Linked DNA regions of Mus musculus: region 2 is linked to region 1. A link is a loop called in an ENCODE intact Hi-C map of the cell type or tissue named here. Cell type or tissue: heart. All regions are shown on one strand. Links, peaks and the distances in the headings refer to the core of each region. The heading gives the core; the rest is flanking DNA. Region 1 overlaps Junos (a long non-coding RNA gene). Region 2 overlaps Junos (a long non-coding RNA gene).

What was found. Peaks named below come from ENCODE experiments on the same cell type or tissue, not always from the same donor. Only the 100,000 strongest peaks of a DNase experiment are listed, where the experiment ranks them.
Region 2: a loop joins it to region 1, with 3 times the contacts of the local background. A loop is called at or near these places in 8 of 42 quality-filtered maps.

Annotation. Positions count from the first base shown.
Region 1 is chr4:95,151,236-95,156,612 of GRCm38, forward strand. Junos (a long non-coding RNA gene) reads left to right here. Exons shown (of 5, transcript XR_867920.3): 3 at 2,357-2,400. Among named protein-coding and RNA genes, the nearest start is that of Gm12708, 39 kb to the right of the region's middle. In heart, for the core only: no CTCF peak of the experiment used is centred there; DNase peaks (open chromatin) are centred at 636, 1,696, 2,876 and 3,346; H3K4me3 peaks cover 632 bases; H3K27ac peaks cover 3,877 bases.
Region 2 is chr4:95,079,962-95,085,338 of GRCm38, forward strand. All of the region lies in intron 1 of Junos (a long non-coding RNA gene), which reads left to right. Among named protein-coding and RNA genes, the nearest start is that of Junos, 30 kb to the left of the region's middle. In heart, for the core only: no CTCF peak of the experiment used is centred there; DNase peaks (open chromatin) are centred at 1,860 and 2,740; H3K27ac peaks cover 1,839 bases.

The sequences.
Region 1 (5,377 bases), core at 52-5,051:
GAGTGCAGAAGAGAGACATGTCATGATTAGAACTGTCTATGGCACAGGTCCTATGGACAGTTGTGTGGTGATGGTTTAGCAGGATGAAGCTTGAGGCTAGGAGGCCAATTAGGCAGCAATCTTGGCCAGTGATTCTCAACCCATAGGTCGTGGACCCTTTGGGGGTCTAACAACTTTTACACGGGAGTCTCCTAAGACCATTGGAAAACACAGATATTTATGTTGTGATTCTTAACACTAGCAAAAATATAGTTATGAAATAGCATCAAAAATAATCTTATGGTTGGATATCACAACATGAGGAACTATATGAAAGGTTCACAGCATTAGGAAGGTTGAGGACCACTGCTTCTCCAAAGTGGCATTGGGGTATAAGGGAGGAGATACATAAGATACATATGTATCTACCTTTGAGCTCTTGTTGTTAAGCATCTTAGATCTTGGACTTTGCCCTCAGAGCCTGCTCAAAAACCTTAAAAACTAAGGTGGTGCATAAGCCCCAATATCTGACAAGCCATACTGAACAGCATGTCTTTCTGTGAGCCAATAACAGTCATATTGGAAAATCAACAAGGGAAATGGAGAGGGAGAGAGCCAGCATCTATGGCACTCACGCCCTGGGCCCTGGGCCAGTGTGAACAAGGTTTTCCGGGTGAGGACTTCCCCTCACAGAATGGGAACAGCCGCTGCAGACATAGTGAAGACTATCTCATGCATCCAAAGAGGTTCCCTTCTACATTGTCTTAGTTACGAAGGTTTCGGCTCATGGCGAGTGTGTGAGTGCGTGTCGGATGTACACATGAGTTACAGATGAAGAAAATCAAACCTGAGGGGTTAAAGCAGGCCCAGAAGCACTGTCACTGTTCTCTCCTGAGATCTGGCTGCTGCTCCTTTGTCCTTCTCCAGCCCATCCCCCACTTGAGTCATCTCCAGGTGCAAAACAGGACAGGGCAATGGCTTGTAGGCACTGCTGCTGTGGTTTGTGACATACAGTGCCTACAGCCTCCTCTCAACGCTCTTCCTTACAGGCAAGCATATTGCTGCTTCTTACTGGTAGGCAGGGGACCAGGGGGGTGTGACATCCCTTTAACTCAACTCATACTCTCAAAGCAGCTTCAACATGGGACAGTGTGGATGCAACTCTTTGAGACCATAAAGGTAGACAAAAGTGAAATATTTTCTCATACTTGACTTCCCAGGGCTAAGAAGTAGCCAGGTCTCTGAGTTGCTGGCCCAGGGCCTGGAGTCCAGCATATATCCATGGAAAGGAGAGGAACTGAGGTGTGACCTCACGGGAAGAGCTCTACCCCTGTCTTCTGTACTGAATCCTCCCTTAGGATAAACGTGGGGGCTGATCTGGCTAGCGGCACAGCTGTGGGGAAGACAAGGTAAAGGAGGAAGTGGAGGAGAGGAAGAAACAAGGAGTTGGAGGAAGTGGGAAACAGGAGGAGGAAGAGTAGGTGGCCAGGAAGAGGAGGAGGAAGAGGAAATGCCTGTGGGAAAGAAACTGTCCCAACTAAACACCTAGAAGCTCTCAGCTGCTGAAGAAGTCCAGTCTGCAACCAGGAGGAGAAAGGCCACTTCCCCAGAGGATCTCTGAGACCTTGCCATTTGTATACACACATCTGAAGAGGGATCAGGTGGCACCAGTCTGCCTAGGTCACCTAGGTTTAGCTTCCCACTCAGCACTGCCAGCTTAGGGCTAGACTCTGGGAAGTCTGGTTCACTTGGGCCAAGTCTATGAGGACTGGTCTGGGTGATGCTCTCAGAAGCCAGACACATAAAGGGCCTGCTCTAGAAGTTAGAGACTGACCCAGACAAGCACATTTGAATATCTTCTGCAAGACTTCAGGACGGCAGGAGGATGGGTCAGAGCTGGAGGGGAAGGAATAAATGGCCTGACTAATGTTTTATGAATGTACATGGCCAAAGGACAATTTATTATTATTATTATTATTATTATTATTATTATTATTATTATTATTATTATTATTTTAATGTGTGCACACATGTGCACACATAGGCCAGAGAAGTGCATCAGGTGTCTTGCCTTCCTCTATCACATTCCTTTTGAAGTTTGAGAGACTGGGTCTCCCACTGAATCTAAAGCTTAACATTTCAGTTGGGTTGGCTGGCTAGCAAGCTCCTGGGCATGCCTGGCTTGGGGATTCAGAGTTTATCCACCGACTTAGAAGTGAATGATCTCTGAGCTAAAAGAATAAAGAAAGTATCCTTTGCTAAAAGTCTCCTTCAGGTAGACACTGGGAGAAGCATCAGAATTAGAGAAATGATTGCCGCGATCCTGGGTGTTGCATGCCTGGCACATGCTAGAGACTGTCCTATTAATACTTTACAGTCACCAGCCTGGAGAAGATCTACAGGAGAGCAGTATCACACCAGGTAAGAGTTGTAGGCAGAGCCAGCCGCTGGGCCTGCCGACTAGGGCCTGCAGTCCTTTGCCCCCTCACATTGGCAAGTTCTGAGGGTCTGTCTCCCTTTCTTGGAACAGCAGACAGCAGACAGCAGACAGCTCAGCAGGCCCTTGGCTTGGCTGCTGGAAAGGGCTCCCAGAAGGCCCCCCAGGCCATTGTAGCTGTAAGCAGCTTGTTTCCCAGTGCCCCAACACAGTTGATCCTCTGCAGGAAAAATTTCAGGTTTCTTTGCCTGGGGCAGTCCTGTAGCATACCCGATTGCAAATAGAGCCCAGGAGCTGATGGAGACTTAGGATAAGAGCTGGGAGGGAGGAAGGGAGGGCCAGGGGCAAAGTAAAGCGGGTGGGTGGGGCTGGCAGCCAGTGTTCCCTGGAGGGAGCAGGCAGGCTCAGGGGACCAGCTTCCTTGTAAACAGTGTAGAGCCAACTCTAAAAATACTCCTGCCCTAGACAGGGCGAACTCAGCTCTGCGGTCCTCTTCCAGAGCCTTCCCGGGGCCTCCCCCCTTTCCTGAAAGGTCAAGGGGATGGGAAGAAAGTCCCTTTGCAAAGGGTAGGATTTCCTCAGCAAGGCAGGCCCAGCGGTGCTTCCTTCCTCTGGAAAACAGAAGGAGGATAATCTCCGGTTTTACAAACAAGGATATGGAGGGAAACCTGGTTTTCCTGAACTGTCACGGGAGACCCGAGTTTACCTCGGGTTCAAGGATGGAACGTGATTCACAGCTGGAGCAAAGGGGGCCTGGAAAGGACCCCTGGGCAGTAGTCCTCAGCTCAGCTCGTGCCCTCATTAGGCCTCTGACCTATGAGTCAACCACCCGATGCCTCAGTTTCCACAATTATAGAAGAGGATAATCACAGTGCTTACTTTACTTGGCTACGGAGAAGGCCAAATGAAGTGCCCTTTTCACAGCTCTTTACACGGGGCCCGGCACGTGCTAAGCACGCAAAATGTGCTTATTATGCTTCGAGTAGAGATAATAACCGGAGATTTCGTTTTAATGGGGGAAACTAGCAGGGAGGCAGACTGGCGGTGTGCACGGGAGCAGGCTAAAGGGCCGAGCCTTGGAAGATTCAAACCTGTTATTTGACAGATGGGGAAACTGGTCCCAGGGAGCAAAAAGGAGATGCCCTAAAAACACTGTTAACCAATTCGATGCTGTCGGTTCAGTGTAAGAGAAAAGGGTGATGAAGACCACCATTTGTGCTGCGCCACAATGGGCAAGAGAGGTCCCTGGTCTACAGAGTATATTTATATGTGAAATGCTCTTTCTTAGGGAGACAGTGAGAACTATCCCAGGACTGAGTTCTGTAGTCGGGGAAAGGAGGAGACACTTGGCAGCATGTTGGACCCATTGAACAGGAAGACCCATCTTCACGTTGGTGGTAGTTGTAGACCATGCCTTTGTACCCAAGGATCATGGAAGGGAGATGTAGGCAGGAGGTGCTCAGTTTTACCTGCAGACAGATCTTCAGTCCTGTGCAGTCTGGTGCAGTAAACACTAGCCACATTAAACTTCTGACCACCAGATTTCAAAGGCTATTTTTAAAGAAGCCAGTGAAATGCCTTACTAATATTTTTAATGGGCTACAGGGTTGAAAGGATGGTTTCAGATCCATTGGGTTAATTAGCATTTCTTTTTTTCCTGTGTCTCCTAAGAAAATCTTGAAGCACACATGTGGCTTGCAACGTCTCTCTTTTGGGTGGCGGGGTTCCAAGTACTGCACACTAGTTCAGCATTAGGGCAGGCTCTGTCAGCAGGTGATAAGCCTCTCATCACTAGAGGTACAAGAAACAGGTTTTATGAGTGGGATTCTCATAGCTGGATGAATAAACTCTTTAGGCCCTCAGTTCAAGAGTCTGGTGTTTTGAGGAATACCTGTTTCTTGGGATATATTTTTAAAATGTTACCAAGAAAAAAAATGTTTGATGATAAATTTAATTCTTTTTTTGGAAATAAAGTTATATTCCTTTAAGGTAAGACTACCCAGAGCTTTTTAGATGTAGAAGTGTATTGTGGGTCTACATAAGGGTATGTAACACGTGAAGGTGTGTGTCTTTGCCAGTGACGCGTGCCCTATTGCCCTGTAATAAGTGGGTCACAGAGGCTTCTTTTCTCATACAGTAACCAGGAAATACTAAGTTCACTTCTTGAGAACCCTGCCTCATGTTCACAACAGACACACTTTCTGTTATGCTTCGCCCCTATCCTGGCAGTTTTATAGATGACCTTGTAACTGTTCTGACAGGAGATACTCTACAGGGAGCAGAGTCCCTCCCTTCTTGGTCCGTTGGACCATTGAGACAGTGCACCCAAGAACAAGAGTTTGCCTATGGACCTCACGTTGTAAGGGGAAGACTGAGGCTCTGTGCCAATGGAGGAGGAGCTTGTCTTCTCAGAAGAGCCACCATACAGTCCTGACTTTTCTGACCACATTCAAAAAGAGAGGGGCAGAAACAAGGATGGGTCGGTAATGGGTGACCTCCTTAGTTCTGCATGCCCCTTGCTCTCTCGTCCCTAGGCCTCATGTCGGAGGAGGTGGATTAGTAGGGTTGGCCCAAGGTACTGTAACTGGGCCTCTTTCCAATGTGGCCACATTAAATACATCTCTCTGCTTTTGGCTTTTTCTGTGTCTTGTCTCTTTACTGGTCCTACAGAGGACTGGTGACTAAGCCTTGCTTGTTAGGGCTTTTAGAGCTCAATCTTTGACCCTAACAGCACCTTGGATAGATTAGTTTACCTTCCTCTACTTAGAATAGCATTGACCATCATAGTCTATGAAGTCTATAGAAAATGTAGTGTGTCAGCTCATGTGTATTCAAAGAATGGTAGCTCCCATGAACTACAACCCAGAGAAGGGTAGTGGCTTTGCCAGGGTCAGATAAGAAATGAATGGTTGAATGAATCCTAGACTCTGGGTCTGTACACCCTCCAGGTTACACAATTCT
Region 2 (5,377 bases), core at 284-5,283, 71 kb before region 1:
ATGACATCTGAAAAGCTCAGCCCAATCAAGGAGCCTCTCTGGAAATTCATGCATCTCTACCTTTGACAAGGCAGTAACTGTAATTACACTTTAATGGGTATGGGGCCCTGGGCGGGAAGAAGACAGTTAGGGACTTGGCCTCTACAGGCTGGCTGCCTCTTGCCCTTGAGAGAGGATATGTATGCCCCGACAAAAGGCCTGGGTCTTCCATCTCTCCCTCCTCCCTCCCTCCTCCTTCCTTCCCTCCTTCCCTTCTTCCTTCCATCCCTTCCTCCTTCCCTTCTCCCTCCCCCTCCCTCCTCTTTCCTCCCTCCCTCCCTCCCTGCATCCCTAAAGCAATGGCCATGAGAACAAGTTTGTTTGTTTGTTTGTTTGTTTGTTTGTTTGTTTGTTCAGGATTCTCACCAGTTATGACCAGACAATGCACAGTTGCTATTTCTGGTTTATAAATCGTTCCGTTTTGCTTGCTTCATCCTTGTGCATACCGGGTCCCGGGTGTGGAATGCTCCAGCTCCATATACAGAGGAGCAATCTTATACCTTTTAAAGAACTGGTTGAGGACTCCAAGTTAGTGTGGGGAAAAGGGTATAGCCCAAGGGGTTTGTTGTTGTTTTGTATTGTTGGTTGTTTGGTTGTTTTTTGTTGTTGTTGTTGTTTTTTTTTTTTAAAGATGTGATAAGTTAGAATCTGAGCACACTAGAAGCTAAGCAATGAGGGTAGACATTCAAGGTCAGATTGGGCTACATGGTGAGACTCTGTCTCAAACAACAACCAAAAGGAGCTATGATAGAGGTAGAGCTAACTTTTTTATTGGCAAAGTGGACCAGAGTCTAGGAAGGTTGTACACCCTCTCCCTTCCTTCCTTCTTCCTGTGTATCTCACTATGTAGCCCAGGCTGGCCTCCTGGATATCACATTATGTAGCTCAGGATGGCCTCAAATTTGAGCCACTTCTACCACTATCTCCTAAGTGCTGAGATTTTGTCATGAAGCACTACAGAAGTGAGAACTGGGATGTGAAGTGAGAACACTAAGATGTGAAGATTTGGTGGTGGCAGTAGTCAGAAATCAGGATTCCTGGAGGGGTTGACTTTTAGTGGCAGGCCACGTCTAGGGGTTTGTCAGCCCTGCTTAAGTATGTATGCTAAAAGAATAAGTGAATTCTTACCCATTATCCTATACTAGAGAGGATGCTGGTGTTCCTCTTGAAGCCCGAGTTCTAGCCCCGTTTCTTGTGTCCCCCTCATCCTCTCTGAATTCTGCTTCTTTGTCTGTGAAGCAGAGGCTCACACCTGTCCAACCTTCCTCCTTGGGTTGTGTTCCAGCTACTGGGACACTGTACACTTGCACCAGTTTGTTATGTGAGCCACATGAGTGCAGGCGACAAAGCCACATGGGACCACAGCTACCTAGTGTGACCCCAGCTAACCACTTCACTAAGGCATCCACTTCTCATCTGGAAGTGGAGGTAAGCCTGCCTCTCCAAACAGGAGCAGGGCGGAGAGCTGTCTTACAGAGTGCTAAGAGAAGGCTATGACAGTTCTCTCTTCTTCCTTGTCTCATGGTCATTAGTCCATTTCTCCTCCCCTAGACCACCACTGGGGTCCCCCTGGGTGCCTACCGGGGTGCTGAGTGCCACACATGCTGTTTCTCAGCAGTACTTCCACTCCTCCCCATGGCCTGTAGGCTCATATGTCTGCATTCTCACTAGAAATGCCCTAGCACAAGAAAGCACTCAGGGCCACAGAAGCCCAGGCCTGTGTGAGCAATCTCACATCTCCAGTCAGCTTTTGCAGGGTTCCCAGAACGGCATGTCCACCCAGAACCTGGGACTGGCGCAGCTACACATCCTTTTCAGGAGAGCACGGCCTCGAGGCTGCAGGAACTCAGGGTGACTCAGCTTCACATGTGACAAACAGCCTGTGAAGTAAAACAGACCAGAGCTCCAGCACGGCTGCCTTCAGATTTCAGGGAAGGAAGGGGCGGCCTGAGAGGTAATGGACAGCGTTGAACTCGCATGTCACCTCAGGCCAAATGTGTGCTCTCCTGCTGAGGCCTTACCACAGACACCTGAGTGTGTGATAGTCTGAGAGGTTAGCCTTTCAGCGTTGCACGAGGGGGGGGGTGTCATAATAAGAAGATCAAGGAATTGAGCAGAAGCATCCGACTTAGATACCCTTGTTCTTTCCTAACAAAATGTCAGGAAAAAAAATGTCTTTTTCCCCCAACCCCACTTTCTGCGGCACTGCAGAGTTCCCTGAGTGTGATTTAAAAACAGACTGACCCACTGAATTGTATTTTTCAAAGTTTGCAGCAAAAGATGCCCCTAGCTCCTTTTACCATTAACACCCAGGGCTGTTCCTCCCTGCTTGTCCTTGGTTTATGATAGACAGGGGGTGTGCAGGGAGTGCTGGGGCATGAGCCTGTGTAGTGGGCAACACCATAACAGGGCGGTAGAATGGCTACTAGCAAAATCATGTCCATGGCTCTGTCCAGCACTGAAGTCATAGTTACAACCTACTGAGCTTTGGGGGTCAGAGGTTGGGAACACCACTCTCAGGGAACACTCAGAGGAGGTATGGCCTGGCAGGAAGCATTGGGCCATGCCAAACAGGAAAGGGGAGGGCGGGCCTGGGAGGGACTGAAACGTCACCAGGATACATGCCAAAGTTGGGTGGGCCTAAATACTAGGGCAGAGCTGCTGGGCACATGACTCTTGAAAATCTCCCAGGGAATAACTTCTAATCCCTGCCTTATTGAAAGGTTTGGGGAAGGCTCCAGCCTGCCGTCTGCTGCTCTGGGCTGTGGGGGGAATCCTATGCTGGCACATAGCCACAAGGACATTTCTCAGGGAAAGCCTTTGGCCCAATAAGTCTGTTTTCTCCTTTCTTTGGAAACTAGGATTTGGAATCTGTTCAGGAAAAATGTAATGTACAAACAAATAGCCTTGGCCATCTGTGCCTCCCCTTGGAGCCAGGTCAAGCCTGGGGAGAGCTTAGCCTCTCTGGGCTTTCCAGCTGTAGGCCATCCCTTTGTAGCCAGTCTCTGCCTGTCCTAAAATAATGTCTCCTCTCCTTCCCCTAGTGCTGCTCATACCCAGGTCTTCTCAAGTGCTTCCCGAGATGGTAGGGATGTCCCCATTGTAGTGATTACTTGCTTCATCAACCCCTCCCCCACTAGTCTCACTTCTCAGGGGATTAGTTGCTTCTCCAAAATATTATTCCACGTTGTTTCAATGTAAAATGTTCTTTCCTTGTTCTGTAGGTAAGAACCCCTGGTTTTATTTTTAAAACTATCGTCAAAATGACTGCCAGTCCTTAAACTCTGGCTGTGAGCTAAGCAGGTGGTGTTTCATGCTACTCACTGCCTAGCAAAGTGTTCAGGACAGAACCTGATGCATAGTACATGCTCAATGAAGGGTGCTTAATGTCCCTATTAATTACTTTAATTCTGATGTAGTGCTCATGGCAGACAGGATTTGTCTTGTGCATTGCATGACAAGTCTGTGGGCCTCATGAGGGCAGGGATTGTGTGTTTACTCTCTAGTGTCTCCAAGCACGTGTTTACCCGGAGGAAATTCCCAGGGTGGCAAGCTGGTCGTTCAAGCTGGTGAGCAGCGCAGTGACTTATGTCTAGGATTCCAAAATCAGCTTGGAGTCACTGTAGTCTAAAGAATAGAGGGTCAGGACAGAGCAAAGATCTTGGCTTGCTTCTACTTCAACTGTCTACTACCTTTATGACCTCAGAAGGATTGATCTTTTTGAATCCTAAATACCTATTTTTCAAAAACAAACAAACAAAACAAACAAACAAACAAACAGACAAACAAACAAACAAAGTTAAAAGTGTCTGCTTGTCTTCTTCGCAGGTTTGTTGTGGGCATCAGTGAGCATGTACAGACTGTTGTGAGCATCCTCTTGGAGTCCATGGCCATTGCCGCTACTGTGATTTAAAGAGCTGTGCCCCTTCTTGGCTCCTGGGTTGGCACTTGTTTTCCAGCTGTTTGGTGGTGCTGTTTGGAAAGGGCATGGAATCTTGAGGAGGCAGAGTCTTGTTGGAGTAGGTAGTCACAGGGGTGAGACGTGAGGGTAGATAGCCTGGCCGCACTTCCTGTCTGCTCTCTGGCCGCACTTCCTGTCTGCTCTCTGGCCGCACTTCCTGTCTGCTCTCTGAATCTTGAGTGTAGATCAGTGTGACTAGCCGCCTCATGTTGCAGCTGTCATGCCTTCCCTGCTGTGGCTGACTGAATTCCTTGTTCTACGGTGACTCAGAAGAAACCATTCCTTCCTTAAGTTGCTGCTGCCACAGCAATTCGAAAAGGAAATCATACATACAACTGCCATACGTGCCAGAACATGAGCTGAGGATACATTTAGTGGATACATGTAGTGGGCAGATAGCAGCCATTACATGTGCTCTATATGCATAGTCTTTAAATTTCGGAATACCTTTTCTCTTCTGATCATGCATCTCAAGTAGTGACTTTAACCTTTGAAAGTTTCTTTAACTGCACCCCTTTCTAGCTTTAAAATCTTGGCCTTATATTTCAGAGTAAATGTTTATAGGTGTCCTGTAAAAGGTGGAATCAAACACTTAACAATACTTGTTGTTTGTTTCTATGTGATCCAAGAGGGGAGAGGCCAGGGCTTATCTGAAGGTGTAGAAAAAATTAAAAAAAAAAAAAAAAAAAAAAAAGTGTGAGTCACAGCCCTAACTCTGAAAGAGTTTACAGAATGGTTTGTTAGCCAGAGCTGAATTCTAGAAGGGTAGGCAAAGCACTTGATATAAAAAGAGGTGGTTTGTGAAGACTACAGAGAAATGGGCTTTGTTTATGGTTTCTATTTCTGTGAAGAGACACTATGATCCCTCACCTCCCAACTCTTATAAAGGAAAACATTTGACTGGGGCTGGCTTATAATTCCAGAGGTTTAGTCTATTATCATCATGGTGAGAAGTATGGCGCAGCCATGGTGCCGGAGAAGGAGCTGAGAGTTCTACATCTTGATTTGCACATACCAAGTAAAAAGACGGAGCCACTAGACCTTGCTTGAGCATCTAAGACCTCAAAGCCTGCCCCCACAGTGACATACTTCTCTGATAAAGCCAAACCTATTCCAGCAAGGTCATACCTCCTAATAGTGCCACTCCTATGGGCCAAGCTTTCAAACACATGAGGAGTCTTTGGGGCCATTCCGTTTGAAATAATCACAGTATTCAACCTTGCAAAAGACTGATGCTTACTCTGTAATCCTGGGAACATAATTCAAATCCAGGTCATTGGACACTGCTAACACAGATCTGGGTAGGATTACAGTTTTTTGTTTTTTTGTTTTTTATTTCTCAGCATAGTACATTCAAACATTTTAGTAATGTACCCA